2 separate regions of the Homo sapiens genome follow, and region 2 is linked to region 1. The links are chromatin loops, found by intact Hi-C in ENCODE. Cell type or tissue: sigmoid colon. All regions are shown on one strand. Links, peaks and the distances in the headings refer to the core of each region. The heading gives the core; the rest is flanking DNA.

Evidence for each region. Hi-C counts contacts between places; a loop is a spot of excess contacts. Peaks named below come from ENCODE experiments on the same cell type or tissue, not always from the same donor. Only the 100,000 strongest peaks of a DNase experiment are listed, where the experiment ranks them.
Region 2: a loop joins it to region 1, with 16 times the contacts of the local background. A loop is called at or near these places in 51 of 110 quality-filtered maps.

Annotation. Positions count from the first base shown.
Region 1 is chr10:117,491,203-117,503,934 of GRCh38, reverse strand. It overlaps EMX2OS. Among named protein-coding and RNA genes, the nearest start is that of EMX2, 45 kb to the left of the region's middle. In sigmoid colon, for the core only: a CTCF peak has its summit at 7,223 (motif pointing left); a DNase peak (open chromatin) is centred at 7,194.
Region 2 is chr10:118,452,519-118,465,250 of GRCh38, reverse strand. No RefSeq gene overlaps it. Among named protein-coding and RNA genes, the nearest start is that of LINC00867, 100 kb to the right of the region's middle. In sigmoid colon, for the core only: CTCF peaks have their summits at 5,258 and 5,460 (motif pointing right); a DNase peak (open chromatin) is centred at 5,490; H3K27ac peaks cover 960 bases; H3K27me3 peaks cover 1,161 bases.

The DNA of each region.
Region 1 (12,732 bases), core at 3,048-11,047:
CGAATCAATTTCTGCTGCAAAGAACTTGAGCTCCTGGATTTTAGACATGAACTCTTTGGTAAAAGCAAGAGCTCCAAGAATGGCTGCCCAGCTTTGTGTCCACATGAGTCCCTGCTTTCAGGAACCCATCCAACTATTTTCTGCCCACAGATCCCCTTTTGGTACCTGGGCTGAGCATTAGGGGTTTTATCCTTTTTCCTGTAGGTCAGAGGCAACCGGCTATGGCCCTGCAGGCATGGGGTCCCGGGAAAGGCAGCTTGAATGGGTCTCCATGGCCCCCCACCATAAAACAATCCCCAAATTCTGAGATCATCCCGGAAGCCAAAATGCCAAACTAGGAAGGGGGTTGAGGAGGGGCCTCTGCAGGGAAGCCGCCCAGCCCACCCCCCACACCAGCAAGCAGATTTGCCTAGGCGAGTTATAAATCTACTGGTACCATTTCTTTTTCGTCACTTGCCTAATCCTGTGCCCTTCGTTTCATGTGCTGTAATTATTAACATCTGCTTTCTGAGCCTGGACCGCATGGAGTTTGCAAAGGCAGTTTTTAGTCCAGAACAATGGTGACAGCTGTTTCATTTAGCCTCGGGCCAGCACTTCCTGTTCAGTCTGCATCTGCCCTCCTGTGTCCAATTTCTGTTTCGGGGTTTTGTGTTTTGTTTTCTATTTTTTTTCCCTTCATCTGACCTTGCTATATGTTTAAGAAGAATTTCTAACTTAGCACTGCAGCTAGGATTTCTAGCACATATGCTTATTACATTGGCGACAGCCAGAGAGAGACAGGAGAAAGCCCAGATTGTCTCCAGCAGCTAACAGTGTGGAGGGCAGGGACAGAAGGGAGGGCTGGCTGGGGACCCGGGAACCAGGCTCAAAAGAAATTCTTGGGGCTTGGAGGTGGGGACTTGTGTGACCTCTCTAGAACTTAGACACAGGAAAGACGGGCCCAGCTCATCTGTGCCCAGGCCTGGGGTCATCTCCATGGCTTATTTGGCAAGGGGTCACCCAAACATCCCATGAGGAAGCCCACGTGTGTGGGTGGCCACCAACATGCAAGGGCCCTGCTTCTTTGGAAGCCAAGCAAGTTGCAGAGACCCAGATTCACTTTTTCCCACGGAGTCACCAGCGTGCCATCAAAATCCCTTTTAATTTGCACTGGGAGATCCATAGAATGGGAAAAGGAAATGCTGTCAGTAGGAAAATAAAGGACTTCAGCTTTAAACAATCTGCCCAGACCCCTTCTGCATACCTGGCTGTGTGTGTCTGTGTGTGACCAAAGAGAAGGGAGACTGCAGCCCACTCCTGCACCCCCCGCCATCCACCCCACCCATTCTAACTCCATCTGATCCAGGCTCAGGGTCCCCAGCTCGGCTGGCATACAGATGTTGAGTTATTAGCCGAGACCCCACCACAAGCGCCAGGTTAGAGACCTCAAGATTTGTGAAAGCTGCCTTCAGGCATTGCTGGATATTTCTTGCCAAATAGGGCAAAAACCAATCTCTGCACAGATAACAACTTTCAGGAAGGTGTAAGTGTCCCACGAATGTGCCAAGCAGAGCTTGGGAGTCGGGGAGGGAACCATGAGTACTCAAATCAGGACACGTGGAGTCTGCGTCTGTGCCTTCTGTTGAATCTGGGGGTGTCAGGTTGGCAGAGACTCTGGAGATCCACTGCCCCACTTCTTTAGTTTTCCGAACAGGTGAAGAAACTGAGCATCAGAGAGAGGAAGTGACCATTCATCAGCTGTAGCTAGGTCTAGCTTGATTTTATCCAGAGAGAAGCACAGAAAGGTCAATCTGTGTCAGTTCTAGGATCTTGAGGTGTTTTTAGCATCTCGACATGAAGTGTCTCCTTCAGTCCTAGGCCCTGTCCACCCTTCTAAGTGGCTCACATGAAAATAACTCAAGACCTTACTCCCAGATGGAAAGAGTGGGGCAAGTCAGGGGGACCTCAGCAGCAGCCATCAGTGCTGAGGCACATGTCAAGCCCATGGCTCCTGGCCGCTGGAGGACTGCTGAACCCACCAGCTCCCAAGAGCAGAGTCAGTGCTGACCGGACACCACCTGAGGTTCTGGGTGGACAGTGGAGGGCCCATGTCCTCCAGAGGGCAGGCAGACAGAAGGGAGAGAGGCCATTGCCAGGGATGGGGGTGCAGAGCCGGGAAAGCCCAAACCCGAGGGCACTCGCCATTCCCAAACCTTGATTTGAGCCTGAAGTGGCCACGAGGCCTGACTCAGGTTGGCAGAGGCATCACAGGGCCGTTCCCTAAACTCCAGAACCACAGCCGGGCCTGCGCCTCTCCACCTGCTGGGAGCCTGCTCCAGACCCTGGGCTCCTCCCAGCCTGCCCGCCCAGGCCCCTGGCCCTGCCCCCATCCTCAACCCCTGGCCGCCCCCTCCACTCTTCCTTCCTTTTCTCACTCACTCTTTTTCTTCTTAAAGTTAATTGCAACTTTTTTTCTCAGCGCCTTGATCTGGATAAGCCACATCTCATTAGAAAAAGATTTAGCTGGAGCCAAAGCAGGCTAGAGAAGGAATCCCTAATCAACAGAGAAAAGATTTGGGTGTAATTGCTCTCTCCCGCCATTCTCACTCCCTCCCTCCTCCAATCTTTTTCTGCTCATTAATCTGAAAAGAAAGTTGCATTCTAATGTCTTGGTGTTCAAGTATCTGCCGCTGCATCAAACCAATTGAAGCACTTTGGGGCTTTTGAAGGGGGGTCTGTAAGGAGAGCTTTGGCTGTCGGGGTGCATGGGGGTAAAATATTTTGGTTGTTGGGGACTGTGTATGATGCACTTTGGTTGAAGGAGTAAAGCTGTTTGGGTGTGCATGTGGGTGTGTGTGCGAAGTGTTTTGGGTGTTGGAGTATGTGTGTGGACCCTTTGGTTGGGGTGTGTATGTGTGTAAAGCTCTGTGCGTGTGTATATTAAGTGCTTTGCTTATTGGGCAGATGTGTGAAGCCCTTCTGATTTCTGGGTTGCATGTGTAAAGTACTTTGGTCATTGGGTGCATGTGTGTAAAGGTTGTTGTGGTGTGTGGAGTGCTTGGTTGTTGGGGTGGGCGTTGTGCGTTTGTAGGTGTAAAGGGCTTTTGGGATTGGATGTGGATAGGTGAAGTGGCTCATTTGTTAGTATGTGGGTATGAAGTGGTTTGGTTGTTGAGGGTTGCATGTGTAGTCCTTAGGTTGTGTGTGTGTGTGCATGCGTGCACGTGTGAGAGAGAAATGCTGTGGTGCTGTGTTTGCTGGGTGCTTTCCTCTCGCCCAAGTTAAACCCTGACAGATGCTTAAGTGGTGATACATGGAAAACGAATTTCGGAGCAAACCAACTTCCCAGGCAGGGACCCTGGATCCTCTAACACCCAGCAATGAAATGGTACAGCATTTTCAGGCTCTCTCTTCAGAACTGGGAAATTTTTTACAATGACCATTTATCATTGGTGGGGGTAGGGAAGGATATTTGAATTAGTTTTTTTTTTTACTGAAAAAATTAATTCACGTTCAAAATGAAAAAAAAAAAGCAGGAATACATACTCCTGGTAAAATGGGAATATTACAAGGGGCTAGAGAATGAAAAGTCAAGCTCTCTCGCACCGCTGTCCCCGGCTCCCCTTCCCAGTCACCCATTACCAGTAACTTTTGTGCCATCCCAAACACAGGTCACACATCCATGCTCCACGTTGGCCTATATTGTACACTATTCTGCACTTTGCTTTTTTCACTTCAGAGTACATCTCGGAGATTGTTCTCTATCAGCATAGATTTTATTCATATTGTATTTTTTAACTATAACATTGATTGGGGAAAAAAAGATGCCTCTATTCTGGACAAGCCAAAGTACTGGGAACCAGGTCTCTCCCTGTAAAATATAATAATGATACCCTGGTCTGATGCTGAGTCTCCTGTTTATTGCCTCATTTATTCCTCAGAAAACCCGGAGAAGGAGTTACCACCCCACTCATAGAGGAGGACACCAATGCAGAGAGAGGTTGGGTCACTCACCAAAGCCACACAGGATGTGGCAGAGCTGGAATGTGAACAAAGGCAGGCTGAATGCAGAGCTCTTGCCATCAACCTCTGCCTTCCAGAAAAAATAAAAAGGATGGAACTGCCTGGGAGCTGGGAGTGACGGGAGAGTTAGAGGGGCCTCTGCCACCCCCAGACCCACTGGAGAGCCCAGAGCCCTGTGTCTGAGCTACCCCACCTGCATTTGTCACTCTCCATGAGCCCCAGTGACCACTGCTGTCAGGAGAACCCAAGCAGACGCTGGCTCCCATCTCCCAGCCCAGGCCCCTGAGGGTGAAGCATGGTTTGAGCCTTTTCATGTTTCTCTGAGCACTGCCCATGCACAATTGCCCCCCTTACACCTGCTTATTATCAAATATAAGTCGCGGTCGCGGAGGTGGGGCACTCCTGTAATGAGGGTGTTTCCACTGAGGCCACAGAGTTGAGCTGGGTGCGGCAAGGTGAGGCTCTAAGCTGGCAAGCAAAGACAACATTCCACAGTGACCAGAGCCCTGAGCCCCAGGTTGCCACAATACCAAGCCCATCCTGAGGGAGGATGCGATCTCTCCACCTCCCCCATCGCCCCATATCCTCTGCATTCCTCTCTCTCACCGTATCTCAGTCTGCTGTGCAGTTGTTAAGAACACTTCCACCACATCAAGGACAAAATGGACGTGAATATTTGCAGAGAATGGGAAAGACCTGTCTGTGGTGTTGGAGGAAACCTATCCGGGAAGGGAAGGTTTTCAAAGGCAGCCCAGAGGCCTGCTGATGACAGGGGAGTACTGGGGACTTATTAGGCCAAGAAGAAGGCCATCTCTGTTCCGTTAGGGTCCCAAATGATGACCCTCTACAGACAAGGTGTAGATACAAAGATCCTCCTAAAGCACAGAGCTACGTGCTCAAAATGCTACGGAGGCCGAAAACAGTCCTGTCCCACAGGGCAGCCCCTTGCCACGTGGCCAATCCAAATTGAGATGTGCTGTAAGTGCAAAACACACACCCCATCTTGAAAACTTCATGTGAAAATGAAACAAAGTATCCCATGAACAACTGGATATTGACTAGATGTTGAAATGATGGTATTTGGAAGCTATTGCATTCAATGAAACAATTTATGAAAATTAATCATGGCGTGTGCTTTGGTTCGCCCTTTACCTTTTTTTTTTTTTTTTTTTTTTGATGTGGCTATTAGAAAATTTAAAATTACGTATGTGGCTACCATTACATTTGCATGGGACAGCACTGGCTTAGAATCTAGCCTTTCATGAATATATACCACTACCTCCATTTTACCAATGAACAAACCAGCTTGACCAAAGTCACCAGCTAATAACCACAGAAACCAGAATTCACATTATGAGAGGCCAGTGATTCCAGCTGAACAGTCTGCTAGTTGATAAAACTCCTAAAATAAGAGAGGTGGTGTTATTTTCACAAGCTCTTATGCAAAAGTGTTCAGTGCCAGCAAGGACTGAAGCAAATGAGGAATCTGAGGAAAGCAAACTAAAAGCCTGTGACTGGCCGGGCATGGTGGCTCACACCTGTAATCCCAGCGCTTTGGGAGGTCGAGGTGAGAAGATCACTTGAGCTCAGGAGTTCGAGACCAGCCTGGGCAACAGAGCAAGACAACACGGTGATGCACATGCCTATAGTTCCAGCTACTGGGGGTGGGGAGTGCTGAGGAGGGAGGATTGCTTGAGTCCAGGGGTTCGAGGCTGCAGTGAGCTATGGTCGTATCACTGCACTCCAGCCTGGGCAACAGAGAGAGACCCTGTCTCTAAATAAACAAAGAAATAAATAATAAAAGCCTGTGCTTGACCTCCTGACATTGGTTGGGAATGTTAAAGGCGCACTGGGTTGCTCTTTCTGAACAGGGACTGGGCAGGCTTCTGTGTAAACTTGGCCAGTCCCTTCCCCTCTCTGGGCCTCAGCTCCCCCATCTGTCAACACGGAGCGGTGGACTAGATGTTCTCTGAGGTCTATCAGGTCACCAGGGCACAACTCACAGATTCCTCCCCTCCAGGGGTGAGGGTGAGCTTCGGAGCACCGAACTGGGTCCTTGGGCTAGTGACAACCTCTCTTGTGTCATCTGTGAGTTGGGGATGAGAAGAGGGTGAACTTCAGAACTCTGCACTGAGAATGAATGAGATAGTGCAGGTAAACGTATCCAGCACATGCCTGGTACACAGGAAGCACTCAATAAATGCTAGCTCTTGTAGTCACTGTGGTAGTTACTAGGTTGATCAGCTGGCATGGATTGTTCTGGGCCTGTAGACTCAGATTCTCAAGCAATTTCTGCCTCAGAGCCTCCTGCTAAACGGACACACTTAAACGCTGAATTTGATGGAAGGCAGGTTCACCTTGCACTTGGCTTTTAAAGGGCTCCTTACCACTGCAACTCAATTCCATGACTGGATGGATAACAGAAGCACCCGGGAGGAGGGCAGCTTGGCAGGAGCCCACAGGAAGATTCAAGGTTTCATAACAAAGCATCTTCTGGTGTGTCAAGAGTAAGACTAGGCCGGGCGTGGTGGCTCACGCCTGTAATCCCAACACTTTGGGAGGCCAAGGCGGGTGGATCACCTGAGGTCAGCAGTTCAAGACCAGCCTGGCCAACATGGTGAAACCCCCTCTCTACTAAAAATACAAAAAATTAGCTGAGTGTGGTGGCAGGCGCCTATAATCCCAGCTACTCAGGAGGCTGAGGCAGGAGAATCGCTTGAACCCGGGAGGCAGAGGTTGCAGTGAGCCAACATCAGACCACTGCACTCCAGCCTGGGCAGCAAGAGCAAAACTCAAAAAAGTCTCAAAAAAAAAAAAAGTAAGACTAGAAACGTCCACGACCCCAGCGGTGTGTTAGGGGCTCACCTTTTTCCCTGAGTAGTTGTCCAATGTCACTTTTCCATCTGCAGGAGTGACGCCAATCCGTGGCCACAGGCTTTCTTCTGCCCCTTTTCCCCACCGTGGGAGGACTCTGACCTTTCTTCTCAACAGCTGTTTACATTTTTTTACCCCTGAATTGTGGGTAAACAGTCTCCCGTATTAGATAAAGGCTTTATCAGCTCACCGGCTCATCCCCTCCACACAACCTCCAGTGCAAGTCTGCGTCAGGAGTAAGCCAAACGCGATGAGTCTCCAAGCTCCTTATCTTGCACTTAATTGGAAGAACCTTGAGTTCAAAGTGTAGGCGCCCAGCTGTCTCTGGCGTGCGTCGGCTGCCACCTGCTGGAAAATCCTGGTATGGCGTGGTCTCCTCGGCCGACAGGCTCGCTCGCTGGGGGAAGAGGTTCATTCACTCAGCCAAGAGATATTTCTGGAGCAGGAAATATGTGTCAGCCAGAGTCCTAGGCACTTGGAATGATTTAGTGAACAAAACAGAGACCCGTATACCTGATTTTCTGGAGCTTATCATTTTTCAGAGGGTGACAGGCAATAGACAATATCACAAATACATGATACCATATGTTAGGAAGTGACCAATATGTGGGAAGTTTTTTTTTTTTAGTAGAACATGTAAGGGGGGGTTGAAGTGCTCGATGGGGAAAGGTGAGTTGTAAAGAGTTTTCAGGGTCAGCCTCATTGAGAAGGCTGAAGCTTTTTGAACAAAAGCTTGAAGGAAATGAGGGAAATTTCCATGGAGGAAGAGTGAGGCTGGCTGGGAGTGCAAAGGCCCTGGGGTAGGAATGCGCTCATGTCATTCAGAGAATACCAAGGAGGCCTGCGGTGCTGGGGGGAGAGGGCCACGAGGAAAGGTCATGGTACTGATCAGAAAGAGGGGAGGCCAGAAGGTGCAGGGTCTCATGGGCCACGTTTAAGGGCCATGACTATATTAGTCACCTTTGTCTGCCATAACAAAATACCAGGTATTGCTGTAACATTTAGTTCCTCCATAAGAGAAAACCTGGTGGGTGTGGTGGCTCACACCTGTAATCCCCTTTGGGAAGCCAAGGCAGTGGATCACTTGAGCTCAGGAGTTCGAGACCAGCCTGGCCAACATGGCAAAACCCCATCTCTATCAACAAAAAAAAAAAAGAAGAAGAAGAAGAAAGAAACATGACAAAATAATATAACTTCCGTTGGCTTTTTTTAGACATATAATTTCATTTACTAGATACATGAACCAATCCTAAAATATGTGTGTTGCCCCTGTATTACAGATAGGTAAACTGAGGTTCAGAGAGTTATTGTATCGCATGGGAAACTGGTAATTGAAACTAAGTCTGTCTAAGTGTGAAGTCTTAGCTCATTTTGTTAAGTCACCCCTACCTCCCTAGGTATGTGTATTCATCTCTGGATTTGATTTGCTAATATTGTGTTGAGGATTTTTGCATCTAAGTTCATGAGAGACACTGGTCTGTGATTTTCTTTTCTTGTGCAATCTTTATCTGGCTTTGGAATCAAGGTTAAACTAGCTTCATAAAATGAATTGGGAAGTATTCCCTTCTCTTCTAGTTTCTGAATAACATGGTGTAAAATTCGTGTTTTTTTTTTAAGAATTCTCCAGAAAAACCATCTCTGAAGCTTTTTAAATTACAAAGTCCATTTCTTTCATAGTTTTTGAGCTATTCAGATTGTCTGTTTCATCTGGGTTGGGTTTTGATAGGTTGCAGTATTTACAGAATTGGTCCGTTTCTTTTAAGTTGTTGAATTTATGAGCGTAAAGTTGTTCAAAGCATCTGCTCATCATATTTTTAGCAACTGCAGGATTTGTAGTGATATCCTCTGTCTCAACTCTGAGATTGTGGTAATATGTCTTCTCTCTTTTTATTTTTGTCAGTCTTGCTAGAGATGTATAAATTTTATTGGTTTTTTTTGAAGAACAATCTTTTTGTTTTATTGATTTTTCTCTATTATCTTCCTATTTTCAATCTATTTCTGCTCTTATTTTTATTTCCTTTCTTCTGCTTGCTTTGGGCATAATTTTCTTCTTATTTTTCTAGTTTTATGAAGTGAGAACTTTGATTATTGATTTCAGATGTTTCCTCTTCTAATGTTAGCATTTAGTATTATAAATTTTCCTCTCAGCACTGCTTTAGCTGCACCTTAGAGTTCTATGTGTTTTTAATTCCCTTTGAGACTCCTTCTTTGACCCATGAATTATTTAGAAGTATGCTGTTTAACTTCCAAGTGTTTGAAGATTTTCCCGTGGTCTTTCTGCCCTCTGAATTTTAGTAACTGTCTCTGATATTATTTCATCTCCATGAGAACAGGACTTTATTTATTCTATCGCTACATCACTGATGACGGGAACAGAACAATAGTATGCTCTCAATAAATAAGGATGAACGCATGATTGAAATAGTTTAAAAATCAAGACCCGGAAAACTGAAGCTTAAAAAGGAAGAGAAGGACATCAGAAAGTTGATGGTGATTATCAGTGGGTGGGAAAATATGGTTACCTTTTATTTTCTTCTTTTTATTTCATACTTTCCAAATTCTCTGCAATGAGCATGTCCTAGTTTTACCATCAGGAAAATGAATTATAATAGTGGAAGTTGCCATTGCTGATCATTTTCACCCTCTCCCTGGCAGGTCATATCAGAATGTGAGTTGCTAAAAAAACTGAAGATGACAGGACTTCAAAAGGGCCCTTAAGAAGGTCCCAGAGCTGAATTGACCCAGACCCCTCAGAAGACAGGGAAGGACCCTGCTAGCCACCCAACTTTTATAGGCTTGTAAGATTACTGCGACAATAACTTTCTCATTGAGACCATGCACATTTTCAGTCACAGGGTCATTTTCATGTTTCTCTTCTAGGCACACAAAAGTGCTTAGAGATCTCATGAATTAGTGTTTATCCCAGGATATCTGGTTTGGCATTGTAAATAAAACAACCACCTGCCTAAGTCCAGCCATCAAAATTACTTTGACAATTTACTCTGAGGAAGCAGTATTAGCATTTGCTTTCAGGGTTCATGATGTGCAAAAGATTACTTAAAAATAGGAGGGAACAGAGAAGAGATATCGTAGTTTTTTGATCTTGTTTTTTAAAAAAATATTGCCATCTCTTACATCTTTTGTCACAGTCTCTTCATGATTTTTCAAGGCAATTTCTTTGGGAAGCCAAGTGGCTGAGGCAATTTGATGATAACTCAGCCAACCTGCATCACTACCTAAACAGTTTTTAGGTATGGACAATTTCTGAAGATGAGTGAACATGCTTTTCTGCTTTTGAAAATAATCCTGAAAACTTGGTTTCAATTTTTTTCAACAAAGTGATTGCCCAGATCTGAAAATGTTTTTTTCACCCTTTTCTACTTTTGAGGTGAGGTGATTTCCTGTAAGGTCCAGGGATTTGGGAGGGGCTCAGGATAGGGCAATTTTATAACCTGATGCCTGGGGGTAGTACACAGTGCCATGCATGGGGATGTCCCACAAAAGGCAGGGAAGCAGGTGTGGCAGCGGCTATGTCCTCTTTGGAGCTGAGCCACAGAGGGCATCAGGATCAATGAGCAGATCTTTATCAATCTGTCTGAGTCTTAAAGAATAGCCAAGGACATGAGAATCTGGAAAACCATAACATAATTGAATTGGGGGAGAATTCGACTCTCCCCCAATGAAGAATCCACATCCCAGGCACAATTCATGTCAAACAACATAGGCTATGCTAAAACCAGCAAGACATGGGGTCTTGTAGTATAAACTAGTCTGTGTCTTACAAATCATTTGATTTCTATAATTCCTGGGTACTTGATTTGCTCATGTTTTTTCTGTTGCTGAGTTGACTGATTTGAACTACTATGTCAAAAGGCATAGATTTGTTTATTCGTTTAATTTTTATTGACACCCACTGTTCCATTTAATTCAAAATTATTCATTCCTCCATGGCTCCCTGGTAGAGACCAACCTCAGCCACTTTGGGAGACTGTTCACCAAATGTTTCTAGTTCTCTGCTTTCTGAGTGTGTGAGGCTTTTCCTTCCCTGACTGTGAAAGTTAGGCATGGCCACAAGCCCACTTTGGCCCATCAAATGTGTACAGAAGGGACACATTGGGCCAGTGAGTAATTCACTTCATACTCTCTCTTCTGTTGTACTGGGGATGTGTGTGTTGAGACGAAGCCATCATGGGTCCCAAACTATGACACCACTCCATGCTGACCCTTAATGGACAGGTAATGTGAACAAAAGAAAACATTTATTGTACAACGCTGCTGAGATCGGGTGCTTGTTACTTGCAACGTCACATGGCCTCTCCTCACTGATGAGCAAGCACACACACATGCACTTGTCCACATGTTTTGCATACACATTGTGCTGCTTGGGAAGGAGGCACTCTCTCTTTGCCACAACTCTCCCAGCTGATAATTCTCTTTTGTCCTGCCGTCGTGGGATTCCTGTGGCTAATTCACTGGATTTATTCATTTCTTGGTTGGTTTTCCATGTAGAAAGCCAAAGGAGACTTGGAACATATGTACCCCAGGGTGGTGGGTAAATCCAAGAGAGACACAATCTCTGTCTCTAAGGGCTTGCAAGCTGGCTTGGCAGAAGACAGATCCAGGCAATATATAATAGTGACAACCACAAATGGGTGCTCCAGAGCAAAATGACAAGATGTTTGCACGGCAGCAGTTTTAAGAAGGAATGCATCAGGCGGGGTGCAGAGGGAATGTAAGAGCAGCTCCAGTCCCAGGTGGCTCCTCTCAGCCTCTCCAGATCCACCCTTTGCCCCTCTCCATGCCGCTCTCTACCCCACGAGACTGGCCTGTCTGTCCTACAGTAATAGGCTGCACCCCCTCTGGCTCTGGGCTGGGTCTGGTCAATGGGGTCTCTGATAGACTAGGTCAGTGAAGCTGGCATATTTATTCCTCTGTCTCTGTTCTCACAGGGTCATCTCAGGCTGGCTGCATGCCTCAGCTGAAGATCCCAGCTCCTGTCAATGCCACCTCTCTGCTTGACTGTCTCCTTCCAGATTCGGTAACTCTCTCCTGTCTGCCCTTTAGGCCCAGGGATGGTAAGAGCCCTGAACTGAGATCCCAGCTCCAGGATATTGCACCAGCCCTTTCAGTTTCTGTATACCCTGCCCACACCTTAGTCAAGGCAGGTGTGGGCAGGATACACATTTATTTTAAGGGACTCCTTAAAGCATCCTAATTTGAGTGTGCATCTGTTTCCTGATAGCCCCTGACCATTAGATCTTGCTTTGGGGAGCCAGCAGTAAAAAGGAAATGAATGCTTTGTCTAATTATAGGGTCAGTTGGTAAAAGAGGTGGAAAGCTTTTAAAAATGATTCGTTCTTCATTATGAAATGAGTTATTAAATGGCTTTGCTTCTCCTAGAGTTAAAAAAAAAGGGTTGGAGGCCAAGTATTGGCCTCTTTGCACCTGTAATGAGCAAATGGGCTGTCCTGGAGCCTTTGTCTCCCAAAATCCTTCATCAATACTGAGGCACAGAGACCAGCCAGGATGTCACGTCACCACCGAGGCGCTCCCCCAATTCCCCCTTATCTGGCAAAGTTGATACCAGAATTCCAACCACTGTTTTTAACTTGAACCTGAGAACAGAACCTAATTTCCAGATGCTCAAGGAAAATTGTAACCTTTCTTTGGAGTTTCCTTATTTAGCATACAGCTGCTTGGAAAGGAGGCACTGTCCCATTGCCACAACTCTTCTAACTGGGAATTCTCTTTTTTCCTGCAGTGGGATTCCTGTGGCTAATTCACTGGATTTAGTCATTTCTTGGTTTTCCACGTGGAAAGCCAAGGGACACTTGAGTCTGGGAGTGCTCTAGGCCC
Region 2 (12,732 bases), core at 1,600-9,599, 960 kb before region 1:
TCTTTTGGCATCATTCACAAGGAGTTAAAACCATCTTGCAGATATTGGCACATAGAACCCAATTCTCTTTCTCTCGCTGTTTACTCCTGATATGGTTTGACTCTGTGTCCCCACCCAAATCTCACCTTAATTTGTAATTCTCACGCATTGAGGGAGGGACCTGTAATCCCCAGTGTCGAGGGAGGGAGGTGATTGGATCATGGGGTGGTTTCCCCCATGCTGTTCTCATGATAGTGAGTGACTGCTCACGAGATCTGATGGTTTTGTTTGTTTGCTAGTGTGTGTGGTTTTTTTTTTTTTGAGACAGAGTCTTACTCTGTTGCCCAGGCTGGAGTGCAGTGCACCATCTCAGCTCACTGCAACTTCTGCCTCCCAGGTTCAAGCAATTCTCCTGCCTCAGCCTCCCTAGTAGCTGGAATTACAGGCACCCGCCATCACGCCTGGCTAATTTTTGTATTTTTAGTAGAGATAGTATTTTGCCATGTTGATCAGACTGGTCTCAAACTCCTGAACTCAGGCAATCCACCTGTCTCGGCCTCCTAAAGTGCTAGGATTACAGGCGTGAGCCACCATGCCCAGCTAATCTGATAGTTTTATAGGGTGCTCTTCCCCTTTGCTTTCTCTTCTCTCTCTGCCACCTTGTAAAGAAGGTGTCTGCTTCCCCTTCCGCCATGACTGTAAGTTTCCTGAGGCTTCCCCAGACTTGCAGAGTCAATTAGATCTCTTTCCTTTATAAGTTACCCAGTCTCTGGGAAGTTCTTTATAGCAGTGTGAGAATGGACTAATACAACCCCACAATAGGTCTGCCGTGTGGTTGTAACCATGCATTTAGATGAGTCCAACTTGGCTTCCTGCCCTGGAAGTGATCTCTGTCTTCCCATCTCCTTTTTCTTTTTTTCAGTGAGAAACAGACCCATAGTGCAGGCAGGACTGTTCCGAGGATGGGATAGTTGGGGGGTTAGGGGCATATGTGAGGGGGGACGTGTAACTGGACCACATCTGGGCAGTGGGGTTGACAGCAGAGCTTCCCAGTATCTGTGTCTCCCAGGCATTAATGTGACAATCATAAGTTTTAGGAAGCTGAGTTGTCTTCTATGCCAGAAGTCAAGAGAGTCTATGAACAATGACAGAAGCAGATTGGAACCCTAGGCAGGCAGATTTGTGAGGTCAAAGCCAGCAGGGGTCTGTACTGAAGACAATAGGTGTGAGACTTGAAGACACCCACCCCCAGAACCCCAAATGGGGAGTGGGAACAGCAGGCAACCTCCTCAGCTGTGGACAGCCACCTTGCCCAAGGTCACACCCTCCCTTAGAGGAACCCACATCCCATGATTGAGCGAGGCTGGAGGATGAAGCCCTGGCCATTTTGCCTCAACAGGGGACAACTCTGACAGGCCACATTCATCTAGAGCTCTGTGCCATATTGGCAGTCTTCTCCCTCTGCCCAATCCCAAATTCTTCCTTCATTCCACATGTGTGGATCCCCTATAAACATCTTGCAGCCCAAACTCCATCACAGCAGCAGCTTCCAGAAAACTCCACCTATACTGGCAGGAAAGGACTCTGAACATGATGCCCAGAGTGGGACGGAGAAAGGTTTGTAGACAACAGGTGCCAGTTTGGCAGCAGCAGAATTAAGAAATCTACGGGCATCTGCTGGGCAGTAAAGCAGGCAGGATTCTGGATGGAGCCTGGAAGTCAGGGAAAGGCGTGGGTCATCAGGAGAGGGGTGACGATCCTTTGTGGAAGTCCCCGGATTATCCCAGCGTGCTCCCTGGTAGGGCAATATGTTCGGGCTGCTATAGCAAAGTACCATAGACTGGGTGGCTTATAAACAGTCATTTACTTCTCACAGCTCTGGACGTGGGAAGTTCAAGGTCAAGGTGCCAGCAGACTTTGTATCTGGTGTCTGGTGAGGGTCTGGCTCACAGCCTGCACCTTTTTGCTGCGTGCTCACGTGGTAGAAGGAGTGAGGGGTCTCTCAGGCCTCTTTGATAAGGACACTAATCCCATTCATGAGAGCCCCACCCTCATGACCTAATCCCATCCCAAAGGTCTCACCTCCTAATGCCATCACCTTGAGGGTGAGGATTTCAGTATGTGAACTGTGGGGGACATGAACACTAAGGCTATAATATGCAGGATGTCATGTTAGGGACTGGGCAACTTGGTACTAACAGATGGGAGAGCAGACAGATAAATTCATCTGGCTAGAAAGAGGGACGATCAAAGAACTCAAAGTAGACTCTGAAGTTGTCCCGAAAATTCCCTTCCTTCTTAAGCCAAAGCATCTTATGGCAGGTACCCTACCTGTTGTTTGCATGTAGAAGATGCTTTCTTAGTAACTGCAGCATAAATGCATGAACAAATAAGTGTTGAAGAGTCCCTGCAGCCCGACCCAGAGAGCAGTGGAGGTTGGCACAGCCCAGACCCTGGGGGAATGTGGATACTGGCTGCTGTGAGCATTGTCCAGGGCTGTTGAAGAATTAAATTTGTTCAGGTTCACCCAGTCTTGTCTATGGTTCTGAATACCTTTCAGCATTCAGGCCACAAAGTGATGGCTGACAGGCACAATTCCAGCCCATTTGCATATATGTAAAGTTATTTGACTTGGTACTGATTTCTTTGCTTGTCAGGCATTTCCCTCTTACATTTGGCATGCCATGTCAAATTCTACATTCTTTTCATCAATCTGCTCTTACAACCTACTCCACCAACTGTCCCGCAAATGAATTTCAGGAACAATGGCCAACAGTGCATTAGAGAGTCTTTGTAGAGGGATAGCTGTCTTGAGCACCTTTCATCCACAGGGACATCTTGTGTCTCTATCTTGCTGGAAGGGAAGATGTATTTTTAGGTTTTAAGGAAGAAAAATAACTATATCAAGGACAAAGTTATGAAATTTATAGGTCTTAGCACCCATTGATCATTACCCAAGCTAAGGATTAATTCCTCATGAAAGCTAAACTCATCAATTTTATTTGGATGTTTCCATTTTGAAATTCCCTTAACCATAATTTAAAGGGGATAGTGAACATTTTGGAGACCTGGAGAAAGTATCTCACATAAAATCTGATTAGCTCAGTTTATGTCCTATGAAACTTTCTGGTGAAGACAGGTGAAAGGGTTCTTTAATTTGCCATTTCTTATATAAATACATTTATGAGTTCTGAAGGGAAAATTCTTTAGAGTGTAAAGTACAGTTCGTTATGCTATTTCTGTGTGGCGGCTTTCACATCCTACGAGGGCTTTGAGCTTTTTTTTTTAAATATGGCTTTCATCCTTCAGGTCTCAATCCTGTAGGCACATGCCAAGCCAGCCTACTTCATTAGATAAATCTGACTTCTTGGTCTTCCTCTTGGCTGGGTTAGGGGTTGGGCATCAGAAAATGTAGGGTCTTTAGTGAAAAATGGGACACCTCACAAACTCAGTGCGGGTACGTTATTGATGACCAGAACCAAGGGTGTCAAGTTGAGTGAGAGAGTCTGATGAGTTACCATGTCCTACCAGTCTCTACTGCCAGTGAGAGGGGGCCAACCATAATTGTTCTGGGAGAATGATGACTTGGGGCTGGTGAGACTTTGGTTTATAATCCAATGAATGGTGAAACTGTTTACACACCTCTGGTTATTTCACCATTTGAACACTCTGACTACCAATCTTGCTATCCTAAGAATATATCATTGGACATTCTTTCTTGATAACTGTCTTCCTAGTCAGAAAAGATTATTTCTCCTGAGTCATAAATTAGTATGAATGCCCAGTGAGGATAATTATAATAACGATAATGAAAACAATAGCAACCATTCATCTGTGCCAGGCACTGTGCAAAGATACTTTATAGCCATACAAATAGCTCTGCCATTTAAATTTCCCAATAATTTTGGGACAGAGACCTCACTATCCTCACCGACAAATGAGCAAACTAGGGCCCAGAGAAACGGTGCTATTGCTGGATAGCTACAAAGTGTAAGAGCCCCCAGGTCTGTGTGACCCCCAAAGCCCATGCTTGTAACCACCATGCTGAGCTCTGCCAGAAGTACGACTGGTGCTCTGGGGTACCTGAGGCTGATTGTACCACAATGGCCCATCAATCCCATTATTGCCAGCATGTCTCCTGGTGCACATATGCAAAAAATTCTCTAGAGCTGGAAGAGCTTGGCTGTACAGAATGTGTGTTATCAGCTTCATAGACATTACCTAGATGTTCATTATGTATTACATATTGATTTAATACACACTAGTTATTATTAAATTTCAATTAATTAGTTATTCATTATTAATTAGTTGTTAAATATTAAATAGTGATTGTGCCAATTCAAAAATTTTCCACTTTCTCCACATCCTTGTTTTCATCTGGATCTGTTATTGCCAGATTTTTTTAATGAATGATATGTTGGGAGCTGAATACTGTCTCATCAAGATTTTGATCTGCATTTCCTTCATTCCTCATAAATCGTGCAATATACTGGCCATTTGGGCTCTCTCTTCTACGAATTGCCTGCTTGTGCTTTTTTCTCTTGTGTTCTATTGGGTTATTTGCCTTTAAAAAATAGATTTCTAGGAAATCTTTATATAGCCTGGATACTAAGATTTCATTGGACATTTGTGCTGCAAATATCTTCTGCTGACACTGTTTAAGGTGACTTTTACAAAAGTTGTATACAGGATAATTGTATACATCCGTTATTGCTTTTTTCTAGGCATTTTTGCATCCTATTTATAGATAGTCTCCTTTTTTGTTGTAAACTTCTAAGTTTGGGTTTTCAAACTGAGGCCTATATTACATTTGAGATATATTATTATTATTCTGTACTTTGACGTATGATCTAAATTTATTTTTGCACAGAAGAATAATCAGTTTCTCCAGTACCACTTATCCTGAGTGAGGGCCTTCTGCTCTGATTTAAAATATCCATCTCTCCTATATCAAGTTTCCATGCATATGTGGGTTTGTTTCTGAGCTTTGTCTATTCTTGTGCCAATACTGATTTAATTAACGTATCTTTATAAGCAAGTCATGCTTCTTAATTCTTGTTCAAATGAATTTTGTTATTCTTAGTTATATAGATTTTAGCCTCAGCATGTCAATAATCTACTAAAAAACGAATTTGTTGTCTGATGAATTAAATTCACTGATCTTTCAGTGTTTAAGGATTTGAGCACATCGTATAGTGGGTTTCACTCACCAGGTGAATTCATTCATTAATACAATTCATCTGCAGCTCACCCAAGCTGGCTTAAAGCTGACCATTGACTACATTTTTAACCCTCATTGCGTGTTTAATTAAATACATGTCAGGATTTTAGTTAATTTGATTAGTAAACTGAATCTGAGGTCTATGGGTCAGAAGATAGTTGGGCTTTGTAATTGTAGATAAGAATCACATGAAATCATATGAAGAAGAAAGTCATCTCTGCTTAGAATACAGCCGTCCCGATGCATTTTACAAAAGAAGCCACCAGAGGGCAGAATGAGCACGAGAGTCCCACTGGCTTTCCTGGGCAGAGGACGACAGAAGCCCTCATCAGTTCTGACCACCGCACGTTCAGTGTATTGAGCTGGGACAAACGTTTTTTGGGAGAGATGTTTTTCAGCTGCTTCTCAGGATGACGTTTGCTGCTGGTCTTGTCTCAGTTGAAGTATTTTCCCCCAGCACACCGAAAGAGGAGCTCACTTCCTGATTGTTGCAATCAAACCTTTGACTTTTGTCACAAGTAAATGCTGTTTAATGAAATTTAAAAAGGAAAAATAAACAAGCAAACAACACTCCAACCACGTAGCAGGATCTCAAACACTTCAGTGCAAAGCCAGGTGACTCACCAAATGATATAAGGTCATACTTCCAACTGGGCTATTTTCTAGCTGGCAACACTATTTCGTTTCTACTGATAAAAGATCCTATTTATTGGAGGGCAAGTTGATGGGTGGGTATTTCATGGCCACGGAAGTTATTTGGTGACAACCTGTCCACTTTTGCTTATATTGCCAACGCAAACAGCATGATCTTCTGGAGTACTGATTTGTTCACAAATAGAAAGGACATCACATTTTGTAATTCTCTTTGCCAAGGGAAACAAACCAAGGTATAATGTAGTTGTTCCTGTCAGGCTAGGTAGAAGAAAGGAGGAGCTGAACCTTCTGTGGGCGCATGCCTTCCATTCAGCATGTTTTGTGGAATGCGTGTTAGGCATTCTCCCTAGTTCGAGATGCCTTGGAGGCCACTGTCCTGTCTTGATTTAACTGAACCTCATTGAAAGAGATCCCTTCACACTGGGGAAGTCGTTCAGAACAGTAAAAGATAAGATCCTTCACATAAAAAAAAAAGTTTGAGTTTGACTACATCCGCAGTAGCTGTGATTATGACTTCTGTTATTTAGTTCAAAACTTATTACAGGGTTTCTTTGGTTCCCCATGAAATTCTTCCATCTTTATTTTCATGGCAAACAGTAGCTCAGATGTCCCCTCCTCTGGGATGCCTCCCTAGATGTCACCAAGCAACATCAGCTACTCTTTCTCTCAGAGGCTCTTACTCTTGTCACTGGCATGGCCAAAAAGTGTTTGAATGTTCATGCCAAGGCTACTGAGAACAGACAGCACGGGTCCCAGACACCAGCACAGATTTGGGCACATGGCATAACTCACCAGTGTTTGCAGAATTAAAGTGAGGGTCTATCCTCTCTTCCCAGGCCCTAAACAGAATCTTTGGAAAACACCACCAAGCTTTCATGTAACCATCTCGGTGTAACCCAGCAGGCTGCTTTGATGCGAGGAGCTTCAGCCACATGGCTCTGCTCTGCCGACATTTGGGTGTGTGTTCTCCAGAGCTCTGTAATATCTGAAAACTGATTTACCCTAGCTTAAATCCAAGGCTTTGACACTTCAAAAAGTTGAATTTTTCTTATTCAACATAATAAATGGCTTTCCTGTGCCTAGGAGTTTATGGTTTATGTCCTGGGAGGGAAAGAAAGGGTAATAAAAAGAATATGGCCTTCTGGGTCAGTCAATAGGTACTCAAATATTTGCTGTCAATTTGAGTCAATGATTCACAGAGTTGAAAATATTAAATACACTACAAATAATTCATGCATTGAGTGCCTTGCTAAGTGATTGACAGCTATGCTAAGTGCTTGCTTTAAAGTTTTATCTTCTTTAATCTTTAAAACTCTTTGAGGTAGATAATCTAGTTAGTCCCATTTTACAGATAGGAAAACTGAAGTTCAGAGAGTTTAAGTAAGTCTCCTGATGCCACACAGCTTGTAAGTGTCTGAGCCATGATTTGAACCCTGCCATTTTGACTCCAGCAGAGTTCCTGCACATGGAATGCATTAGATAAATAATAGATGTGCTCCCCTTCCTGTTCCTGCTGCAATGGCCTCCTAAAGCCTTTGTAAAAAATAATACTGTTATGGACTACTCAGGTTTAAAAAATGTGATATATATTTCTATTTAGCTCCTGCCCCTTCTGATCTTTCTCTAGTAATGTCTGGGAGCTACTGTATTCGATGAAAACAGAACTCCACGTCTCCAAGGCTACAGGCCTCCTGAAATGGAGAAGAGACCCCAAGCAAAGTGGTCTTTCCAGGAGACATCAAGTGCGGTCATCACAGTGACTCTCCTCTCATCTCCTCCTCACAGCATTGGACTTGCCTTTAAGATCTCCAGTTTAGAACAGCTTCAGCTGGGGGATGGCAATGGGGAATGGGATGGAAGCCAGAATTTGCTCTCCTAAATCTGGCCCGAGCGATAGAAGGCATCTTTGGCCTGAAGAAGTGTAATACAAAGAAAATCCTAATTGCTACAGCTAAGTAATTAGAAGATCCAACCTATATATCATAGTGTGGCCACCCCTTTAATTATGTGCACAGTTCGGTCGGTGACTAATGCATCTTCTTTCCTAGATGAGCGTATTTAATATCCTGTGATGGCAACAAGTTTCAAGCTGATTTATCGTTATTTTGTTTGGTCAGATGATTTTCCTGCATTTTAATGTGTTTTGTGGTTACATATTTGCTATGAACAAACAATGCTTTTCCCAGGTAGTACGCTCTAAAATGCTGGCTGCACGATTTGTTTACTATTCTTTTAGGCCTCTGAGAAATCAAAAAACATTATGTACTTATTTTTGAGTAGCTGCACTAAAATCTTAAACAGTCTCCTTAGAGCCCTTCTTTCTCTGGCAGTATGTACACACGCAATAAAATATTTGAAAAATTATCAATTTCTTTGAGTCTCATTCTGACACCTGGATAGGAAGTTTTGATATGAAACTCTAATAACCATATGACCAGCAGCATCCACTAACCGTGAGATGGTATCTGACTTCAAAGGTGCTAAGGACAACACATTCTAGAATGCACATGGTATTACATTAGACATGCCACTGAAATTTTAAAAAGTAGTAATAATAATAAACAGAACATTTTAAACATACACTCTAAAGGCTTATGCTCAGATCCAGTGAAGTGGTGGAAAGACTCCAGGCATTGGAATCAGACAGACTTGGGTTCAAATCCCAACTCTGTCTCTCATTAGCTGGGTGGTGCAAGGTGACTTTGTTTAACTTCACTGGAACTAAATTCCAGTAAAAAAGGAATCAGCTTACCTTCTTTGCACAGTGTCTCTGAGGATGAGAGACTTTGCCTAATGAGGCCCCCAGCCTGGTACCTGGGATACAGTGGGTGCTCAGTGAGTGCTAGCTCCTATTGTAATTGTAACCCGAATACATTTGGGCCTTCCTGCTCACAGAATCCAAAAGAAACACGAATCAATTTTGAAAGCCCTGGTGGTAATGTGTACATCCTTGAAGCACTCTTTCTTGAAAGGCAATAGAGGGGAAATTGCACACACACACACACACACACACACACACACACACACACACACACGCAGCCAAACTTCTAAAATAGCCTCTATTCCTCTCTCTCTGAAGTACCCCAAATTATTTTTCTCCCTTTTTAATTTCAAAACTCCAGCCCCACACCAGTTCCCCAAAGCCTCTCTTGTCCCTTTGGCTCCCTTCTCCCCACCCCCCTCAGGGGCTGTTTTCCAGCCAAAACTCAGCCCTCCCTGGCACAGAGAGAGTCTCCTGCTCTCAGCCCTGCGACTCCATCCCTGGCCTCATCTCAGCAAAAGCAAGACAAGGGGCTGAGCAGAAGAAAGCCTTCCTCTTTAGAAGGAGAGAAGAGAGAGGCCAGAAAGTCTCATGCCCTGTATGTGAGAGGAAACACTCTCAGGTTATGTTCAACAGAAATTATTTTAAAAAGCAAGCTACGCGATTAGAGTGTATGCTCTTTTTTGGGTTGTTGAAGAGAAGTGAATGATCGGAAAGTAAAAGAAAATAGTAGACCAGGGAAGAAGGTGAGAATGACAATAGAAGGGTTAGGGGGCTGCAAAGGGGAGGAGAGAAGAGAGGGATACATTATGGGGAGGCCTGAGAGTCACTGGCCGCCTGGGAGCCGATGGCTGTGTCTTCTGCTTCCATAGCAAATTGCTGACTTGTCCGGAACATTTATCACTTTCTCAGCGCTTTTATGTGGATTGATTTATTTTCACAACAAATTTATTTCTGTGTGTTGATTTGTTCTCACACTCACCCCAGGAGGTAGGAACTTTAGTATCCCCACCCTACAGATGAGTCCACTGAGGCAGAGCCGATCTCAGTGACTTGTCTGAGATCCCAAAGCCAGAACCCAAAGTCAGGCAGCCTGGCCCCAGGGCCCACATTCTTAACTGCAGTGTTATCCAGCAACCCAGGTCACAAAGAAAGAAACACAGGAACGACTTCAACACTGCAGATTAGCCTGCACCACCCGAAGCCTTTTAGGAGAAAAGAAAGGAGGCCCGTGGCTGTGCAACTTGTTCCCCAGAGGCCAAAACTGTTCTGGAACGTGATTGGTCCTTGGTAAACATCTGGGGACAGACAGACAAGTGTGTCCAGTGGGACGGGAATGAATTTTAGCATGAGAGGAGAAGGGTAGGGATCTCTCTGCCACCATGCAATGGAGAATTTTCACCATGCAATGCAGAATTTTCAACATGAAACCCTACTATTGGCCTATTTAAAATTCTACTACGAAAATGACAGAGTTTTCAATAGGAAACCCTACTATACTGGATAGGCCATAGTAGGGATTTGGGTTGAAAAGTAACCAACCAGCCAGAAAGACACAAAGCTAGCAAACGTTTCATGGTGGTTTGGGGTAAGTGGAAGTTGCTTTTTTTTGTTTTTCCTTTTAAAAATATGTCCTGAAAGCATAAGGGATATTTCTTTAGAATAACCCCCCTTATGAATTACACGAATATCCCAACATCAAAGTATGTGAGGAGAAGCATCAGGCGTGGCACCTGGCATACGAACAACATCTCCCAGCAGGACATTGCAAAGAAAACAGCAGAGGATGTCCAGATACTTTAGTTTTGATTTTGTTTTAAAGGAGCTTATAAAGGATAAGGAGGACTTTTCTAAGGTTCTGGTGTAGGGGCCCAGTTTAAACAAATGCCATTGAAATCCAGTAATAGAAACCCTAAATCAGTTGTAGCCTCAGGGGACCTCTTTGCCCCTGTGGACTTCAGAATTGTCACTGTGCTTCTTGATGGAACTCGAAATAAAAGCAGAGGTCCATTGCAGAAGGTCCATTTTAAAAAAGATTTTTGTGTGTGGTTTTTCCTACCCAGTGCTAGGTTTGGGATTAGCATCCAAAAATGAAGGTTATTTCTTTCTATCCAGCTCTAATTCTGAATCTGTCAAGGGATACTCGTCCCATTTAGTGCTGAGAATTTCACAGGCGGTAAACAGCATCTGGGCATCACTTACCTCCTTTGATGTTGAACACAATTTACAATGAAAGCTTTGGGAGACATTTAAAACCATGCAAGGTCCTAAATCATTAAAGGAATGTGGTGCTAGACTTTAAAAATGATAATTGAATGCATTCAACAATAAAGCTGCCAAATCTTAGTGGCCTGTTTGCTAGAGGCTCTTTTGGAGAAACTGAGCTAGATTTAACAAAAAAAAAGCACATGGTAGAACTTCTCAAATAAGAAATTGTTGTTACTTGAATTAAACACAGATTGAGGCAGGTAAAAATAAAAAGAAAAATAGATGCGCTAATAACATCCAAATTACCAAACAATCAGAATGTAATCATACTGGACACCTTTTGGAGTGTGACCCAATTATCCTTCTACTTCTCTGAGTCCCTGTAACTGTCTGGCCCATAAATCTATCACCTCTTTTCCATAGGCCAAATGCAGCTTGGTTTGCTTGGGACATTCCTAATTTATGTCTTTTATCCTGATGTAAATAAAAAAAATTTTATTATAGAAAACTTCGAAAATGTATAAAAATATACACAATAGAATAATAAGACTCTGTGCATCCTCATTTCTTCTCCTGTACTATTTTTGTTTGTTGGGTTTTTTTTTGTTTGTTTGTTTTGTTTTTTTTGAGACAGGGTCTCACTCTGTCACCCAGTCTGGAGTGCAGTGGCATGATCATAGCTCACTACAGCCTCGATCACCTGGGCTCAAGTGATCCTCCTGCCTTGGCCTCTCAAAGTGCTGAGATGTGCCACTACGTTTGGGCTTCCTGTACTGTTTTTAAACAAATCCCAGGCATCATAATTATAAGAGATAAGACCATAAGAGAAAGCATAACCATAATACTATCATCACACTGAAGATTATGAAAAATAATTTTGTAATATAATGAAATATCAAGTGCTTAAAATGTAACTTTTCTCATAAATGTTATAAATGTGATCTTTTTAAAGTTTTTTTTTGTTTGAATTAGGATTCAAATAAGGGCATGCATTGATATGTCCATTAAGTCTTTTTTCATCTTTAGGTTTCTTCCTTGTATCTTTTTTCTTTCCATTTATTATTTTTGCATCATAATTCATGAATTTAAGTATATTTTATGTGTTTTAATTTATTACATCTATTATCCTTATTGGTACTCAAATTGTTCCGTGTTTGGCCAGTGGGCATATCTTCATGTTGGCTCTTGAGTTCTTTGACAAGATCCCAATAGTCTTTGATAGCTTCCTTGCTTCTGATAGAACAAGATGGTCCAGGCTTATCTTGTGCATTTCCTGCTGCAGTCCTGGAATCAGCTATTGCTCCAACAAGTCCTGTTTTCTTTTAGCAAGGCAGTATTTAGAGACCACAATCTGGGCACTTGGCATGTTCATTCATTGGTCATGGTTTCTACGCCTTTTCAATGGATATAGCTAAGACAATTTTAAAGATAAAACATAACATGAGTGTATGCTGATACTTCCACCTCAAGTTCAGGATTACAAGATTTTTACTTTAAAATTTTGATCTTATGTTTGTATCTTCATGTTCTCACGCCAAGAATCTTGAATCACCAGTCCTTATGTCGCTGCCTCTCCTGACATTTTGATCACACGAAGCTTATTATTGAATAGATTCCTCAGGAAGAGCACATGAGAAAAAAATATTTTGAGTTTTTAATGTTCTTAACAGTTTACACTCACTATTTATACTTTGATATAAATTTGGCTGGATACAAAATATAAAATCACATTTTCTTCCCTTGGTTATATTAAATATATCACATCATTTTCCTTTGACATAAAGCATTGTTATTCAAAAGTCTGATGATAATCATATTTTCTTTCTAAGTGACTTGTCTTTTTTGTCTGAATGCCTGAAAGATTTTCTTCTTAAAGTCTAGCAGATTTTTCAAAACTACATTTCAGTGT